2 separate regions of the Mus musculus genome follow, and region 1 is linked to region 2. Evidence: chromatin contacts called from ENCODE Hi-C data. All regions are on one chromosome and are shown on one strand. Each heading gives the region's core, a stretch centred on a gene start or an enhancer-like site at or near the end of the contact. The rest is flanking DNA. Distances are from core to core; before and after follow the strand shown. Region 1 holds the start of Creb3l2 (cAMP responsive element binding protein 3-like 2). Region 2 overlaps Dgki (diacylglycerol kinase, iota).

Evidence for each region. Hi-C counts contacts between places; a loop is a spot of excess contacts on that map.
Region 1: a map of adrenal gland shows a loop between it and region 2 (3-fold over the local background). The contact joins the promoter of Creb3l2 here to the enhancer-like site in region 2. A Hi-C loop is called at or near these places in 1 of 37 maps with a recorded cell type or tissue (adrenal gland).

Annotation. Positions count from the first base shown.
Region 1 is chr6:37,440,799-37,443,979 of GRCm38, reverse strand. Creb3l2 (cAMP responsive element binding protein 3-like 2) reads left to right here and starts at 1,832. Exons shown (of 12, transcript NM_178661.4): 1 at 1,832-2,281. The coding sequence starts at 2,180. It overlaps Gm33318 (predicted gene, 33318), which reads right to left and starts at 1,470. Exons shown (of 3, transcript NR_166917.1): 1 at 947-1,470.
Region 2 is chr6:37,275,538-37,278,652 of GRCm38, reverse strand. The region is part of intron 1 of Dgki (diacylglycerol kinase, iota); the gene reads left to right. Among named protein-coding and RNA genes, the nearest start is that of Dgki, 23 kb to the left of the region's middle. Within about 2 kb of position 1,337, at least 1 of the 3 ENCODE cell types and tissues checked has a DNase peak (open chromatin) inside an H3K27ac peak, as active enhancers do.

The DNA of each region.
Region 1 (3,181 bases), core at 583-3,082, 160 kb before region 2:
CAAAAGAGATGCGGTGAAGGAGACTAACAGGTCAGAAAAGAAAGACCAAAGGCTTACGGGAAAGTCGAGAAAACTACTGTATAAAAAATGTGTGGCAGTGGTGGTGCACGCCTTTAATCCCAGCACTTGGGAGGCAGAGGCAAGCAGATTACTGAGTTCGAGGCCACCCTGGTCTACAAAGTGAGTTCCAGGACAGCCAGGGCTATACAGAGAAACCCTGTCTCGAAAAACAAAAACAAAAAAATGTGTGGCTGTGCAGTGGTGGTGCTCACCTTTAATCCCAGCACTCGGAAGGCAGAGGCAGGAGGGTCTCTGAGTTTGAGACCAGCCAGGTCTACAGAGTGAGTTCCAGAATATCCAGGGCTATACTGAGAAACCCTGTCTCAAACATAGATGGATGGAAAGATAGGTAGATAGATAGATAGATAGATAGATAGATAGATAGAAAGAATAAAAAGAAAGGTCTGTATTTAAATATTAAAATAGTCTCAAAAGATCCTAGGCTAGACAAGCAGACTCATTTTACATGAAAAATAAAAGTTGCTTAAAGACAGTGTAAAGTTCTGAGACTTCTGTCTTCACACAGCAAAACCACGCTCTGAAGAAGACAAAACTCTCTGTAGACCTGATACCTGACTGTCCCCTTGTAAGAACCACCTGGAACCACAGCCCTGTATGTAAAATGGTTAAACTATAGCCAACTAAGGCTGTTTCCATAAAAGGAAACCTCAAAAGGGAAGAAGAAAAATCACATTGGGGGAAAATGCTATAGAGCAGGCCTTTTCTTCTCTAAGGGGGTCAAAGGCTTAGATCTCTTTCCCAACACTCACTTTGGGGTGCATCTTGCAGCCATTAAAACACTTATTTTCCCCTAAGCCCCACTTCATCCACGACACTCAGGAGAGTATCCGTTACCTCTTTGACCAGTATCTGGAATAGTACCCACCTGGCCATCCTCTCATTTTTTTGCCTGGTACTCCATTGGGAATAAAAGATCTGTGAAGCAGGCACTAGTGGCATAACCGTGCAGTCCCTCCCAGCTCTCCGGAGGTGAGGCAGAGGGATCAGGAGTTCAAGCTCAGCCTTAGCTGCACAGTGCAGTTGAGGACAGCCTGGGCTACAGGTAACCTTGTCTCAAAAACAAAACAACAAAATCCTATGAATTTAAAAAAAAAAATTAGCCCTCTGATTTAGGACTTGGAAACGTGTGGCAAGATTGGCTAATGTCTGTTTAATAAAGGCCATAAAACTACATAAAAAGCTAGCAATGAATGTGTGCTAGAACTGTGATAATTCAGATTTCTGCTCACGTGCGCATTTTCATATATGTGGTGCATTCTTTTAAATCCAGACAGACTCACGCGACCTAAACTAATTTGAAATGTAGACAGCGCTTCAATCCGCTTGGTTTCTCTGAGGAAATAAACTCGCGAAACAAACCTCCTTTAAGCGGAGACTCTTAGGGAGGACACTGGGCGCGCACGCCCTCTCTTATAAAAATGTATTCTTGTCGCTATTTGATTGGTTGGCTCCTCCAGGTCTCCCTAGCTCATTGATCTATGTTTCAGTCGATCATTTCTAGACCCTAGCACCCTATTGGTCCATTGCGACGCTCCGGCAGGAGGCGTTCCCCAGTGACGTAAAAGACCCTCTCCGCCCACATTCCGAGGACTAGGCGGAGACTTCGCGCGACTCTCCCTCTGGGGGAGGGACATGGATGAGAAAGGGACTTTTGATACGGTATAGATGGCAAGACGGGCGTTCGATTGGTCACTGGCCTGGAAGGAGGTGGGGTCGCCTCTGGATCCAGGGGCAGAGCTCAAGAGCCCAAGGGAGTCTCAAAGTTTGTCTGGAGCCCTAGTGGGGAGTGGGCTTGTTGCGCGAGGACTTTCTTGGGATGAGCGCTGCCTTTTTGCCTTCCTTTTGGATGCACAGCCCGATTTAACCCCTGCACCTTCCGCCCGATCCCAGCAGGCTTGTCCTCCCCGGGGAGTCACAGATTTCCGAGGACAAGGGTCGCGTAGCCTTCGGCAGGGCTCTCCCGAGTTCCTGCTCCAGTGCATAAGTTCCACGCGCGCACACGCCAAGTACACGGGGAGAAGCGTCTCACCGGCCCGCGGCGGCTCTGCGCGGTCCCCTCCTGCCTCAGCATCCTCGGCCCTGCGCGGCGCCCACCGCCATGGAGGTGCTGGAGAGCGGGGAGCAGAGCGTCCTGCAGTGGGACCGCAAGCTGAGCGAGCTGTCAGAGCCCGGAGAGACTGAGGCCCTCATGTACCACACGGTGAGGACCCGTGGTCCGGGCAAAGGGAGTCGGGGGTGAGGAGAAAAGCGGGTTTTGTCACCAGCTGGGTCCTGGGAGGCAGCGTTTGGGGAAGGGCATGACTATATTAAGAGGTCTGGGGATGGGAGTTTTCTTCTATGAACACATTAAGGTGCACAGCTGGAGCCTTTAAACTTTCTTCCGAATAAGTGACCCTTTGTATTCCAAAGCAGTTTATAGTGTTTTCCTGTCGGTAGCTCCATTTCCTATTGCTAACGGTACAGCAATGCTGGGAAGCGACGTGTTTTGAGAATAATACCTCCGCCCAGTTATATTGATTTTTTTTTTAAAATGGTAAGGTTTGTAAAAAAACACACACAATACACACACATCCAAAATTTGGACAAGCTAATGTAGTATAGTCATCCCATATGTTTTTTGTCCCCATCCCATCCAGTTTCTTTACTTTCTTGTTTATAGCTTTAAAATGTTCGTGTTAAAAGCCTTCCTTCACCGCACGGGAAGGCGGCCGCCTCACTTGGCTGCTTCATCTGCACAGCCTCGAACTGCTTCCTCCCTTTTTCAGGGGAAAATCTGAGGCAACTGCATGTTTCAGAGAGGCTCTGGGGGAGAGGTAGGACAGCTCACCAGTTCCTTCCCCGCAGAGACCTCTTTGGAGACTCAACTGTCAGAAGCGTGAATCATTTAAAGATGTCACTTTCAGCTTTTTGCAAGAGAAAATCTTGTTTGTGATAGCCAGTGCTGGTAATGTGGCTTTGTTCAGAACTCTTAGAAGTTGAGAGGGAGGGGTGGGGGTGGGGGGCACTGAGGGACTGCTGAGGGACTGAGGTAAGGACAGGCTTGGCTGCATTTCTGTCTTAGTGCTGTTAATGGGGTCAGTACCAGGATATTTGAAACTTT
Region 2 (3,115 bases), core at 88-2,587:
CCCACCCCAGCGCAGCACTGGCCTTAAAGGCATGGGCCACAACCACCTACCATTTTAATTGTATATGTATATATTTTCTTATTAAAGTTCAGTCTTATTTATTTGTGATGATATTGAGGATATACAAGATTCACAAATTGGGCTAAGAACCCGGAGAACACTTCTCAATGTGAAATTTGTTTTGGTTTGATAAAAAATGGTCGCAACTGTGTGTTCAACATGCGGTGAAACATAATTATATAACTATCCTGTCTTTATTTTCCCCATTAATTAGTTCTTTTATTCACTTTGCATCCTGATCACAGCCACACGTCCTCCCAGTTCCCACCGCAAATTGCCCCTCCACCCCACCTCCCATTCTCCTCTGTGGAGACTCCCCCCCATACCAACCCCCCCTGGCACATCAAGTCAATACCTACACATTCTTACACTTAATTCTCAGGTGTCTCTATCTTGGCTGCATTCACTTTATTCTGCAGCATCCAAACTCCTCATTGTCTCCTGTACTACCATACCTCCTGTTTTCTCTGTCCTTTTGGCGGTCTCCTTTGGTTCCCTTATTGTGGTGCCAAAGAGAGTTCCTGGAGGTAGTGAGAATAAAAGGCCTTTGTCCACTTCTCCTTGGCCAACCAAGACTTTGATTTATTCTCATTTTCTACAGTGAAGATGATAGAAAAGTTAACGTTCATGAGCTTCCTTAGAATTTTTGAACAGAAAAGCAGCGTTTTTTTTTTTTTTTTTTTTTTTAGTGTGTTTTTCTTCTAAGGGATTTGGAAGAGTTTCGTAGGCTTTTTCATCTTTGTTAGAGTTTCTTTTGTAACCAGGGAGAAAGAGGTAGGTCATTTTGCATCAGTTTTGCAAGGAAAGCATCCAAGTAGAAGTACCACCATGACTTCCAGTGGCATTCAGCTTCAGTGTGGTTACATTCACGGGGCTTGCCATTTATTTGTGCCCATCAGCTGGTTTCTTAACCCTTTGAATGCCAGCACCCACTAATCTTGAGCCAAGGGTGTAAGAGCCTGCGCTTCTGGGTTTCTGAGAGGCCCTGAGATTTGTCAGTCTGCTAACAGCTCAGATGTCTTTCTCCCCAGACGCCCAGTTCCTCCAGCACCAATGAGGTGCCTGGTGTGGGATTTCTGAGGGAGTGTCACTGGGGACAGGCTGCTGCTAATCAGGTGCAAATTGGCAGAAGCTCAGGAGGGACCAGGCCCCAGTGGATGGCTCTGACATTTTCAGAGAAAGCTGGCTGTAGGCTGGAACTGGTGACTCCTCACCTCTTGGCCTGGCCTGATTCCTGGCTGGGAGGCCTGACACAGGGCTAGAAGGGCTGCTCTGGGCTCACACAGCCTCACCCTCGGAGCTCCTGCCAGCTGGCTGGTTTGGCTGGCTGGTTTTCTTTGCAAGAGGGAGAGGCCTTGATCAGTCATGGGGCTTTCCCAGTAAGTGCAGAAACAACCAGGAGGACCTCCAGCCCCCTCCCCCGAGACACCTTCACTGCAGTAGGCACACCAGTTGGTTAAGAGGGTAGGGATTGGTGGCTGAAAATCCAATATGAAAGGAGTTTCTTCCCGAAAGTGTGCCCATTTCCCATGAGACTCACTGTTTAGCACCTGAGTTCCCTTGTCAGCTGTCAGCTGCTCTTTTGACTTCTGTAGGAATTTTCACTTGAGGTTGTCCTTACCCAAGCAGTGAGTGGGAGGAGCTAGGAGCTATGCTGTGGTGGAAAGATGAGGCAGTAGGACGTGAAGTGTTGTGCAGGTGGTTAATTCTGTGGTTCCTGGTTTGTCTGGAAAAGCATGCTTCCTGAGACTTTCCTGGATATAGGCTGTGACCATTGGGAGAGTCTCTAAATTTACTTCAGCATCTCTCCTCCCCTCCCCTCCCCTCCGTTCCCCTCCTCTCCTCTCCTTCTCTTTCCTTTTCAAAGATAACTTATTTAATTTTAACCACTGAGCCGTTTCTCCAGCTCTGCATTACTATCTTCTCTTCTATTGTCTTTGTTTCCTTTAACTTCTAAAGAATGTGTAGCCTCATCCTCAAGGATAATAGAAACAACTGAAATACGGGCCCTGACTTAAAAACATTCAGGCATGTACATGTATGATATGATCTACGATACACAACTGATGCCTATGCCCACACACTGCCAGCTGTTTCGTATTACTGATAGCCGTCTTGGTGTCTCAAATGTTTGCCTGTCTCACACCATCAGTGACCTTGTTTCAGAGCGTGAGAACCATATAGACATTGTGCACACTTTTCATTACAAGGATGAGTCAGTGGGAGAGTATTTTGAGAAAATGACAGACTACTAAGCAACAAACCCTCTAAGACAAACTTCAGAACAAACTTCTGGCTCAAAAGCAACTGGGCAACTTAGAATAAAAGAATACAGACAGATATGTAAACAGCACAGATTTACACATGGTGAGAATGCTGTTAAAGCTGTGTGAAAAGCGTCAGGAGACAGCAGAGGAGGGTGCAGTGGTCCTCAAGACCAAGAGGGTAAGAGAGTTCTTTGCAGCAGAGGTGATGCTCAACAGATTGTTGAAGATTTATCATATGGGTAGTCAGGGTGATAGCATAGTCATGGGGGTGGGAGAAAGCATCATGCATTCCAGAACAAAGTTGTCCACGATACTAACATGTAGGAGCCTGAGTGTCTGGCAGGCTGTGGGCCTTGCAATGGACCAGGACAGATGATGGATGCTTGCCACACAGAATGTGGACACTATCTTTCTGATAAAAGAGTGTTGCGGTGGGCTGTGTGAAGAGCTGATAATTTGTTAAACCACAAGGCTGGGCTGTACCGCTTTTCAGATCCCATGGCATCTGAAATTCTGGGATTCTCTGTGTGGGTACAGGGTTGTGGATCTGGGAACACAGCTTTATTGGGGAGTGTGATTTGGTGTAACATCTGTGGGTAGGTGTTGGAATGTGGGCTGTACCCAATAGCAATATTAAAAATTACACCAAGAGCACTTGGTTCTGAGTTAAGCTGGAGCTTAAATATCCAAGACTCATTTCATCCTTTGATCACAGGCTGACAGTGGCTAAAGCACTTTTATCTGACTATGACTCAAAACTGTCACTTATAAAATGGAGATTTTCAATT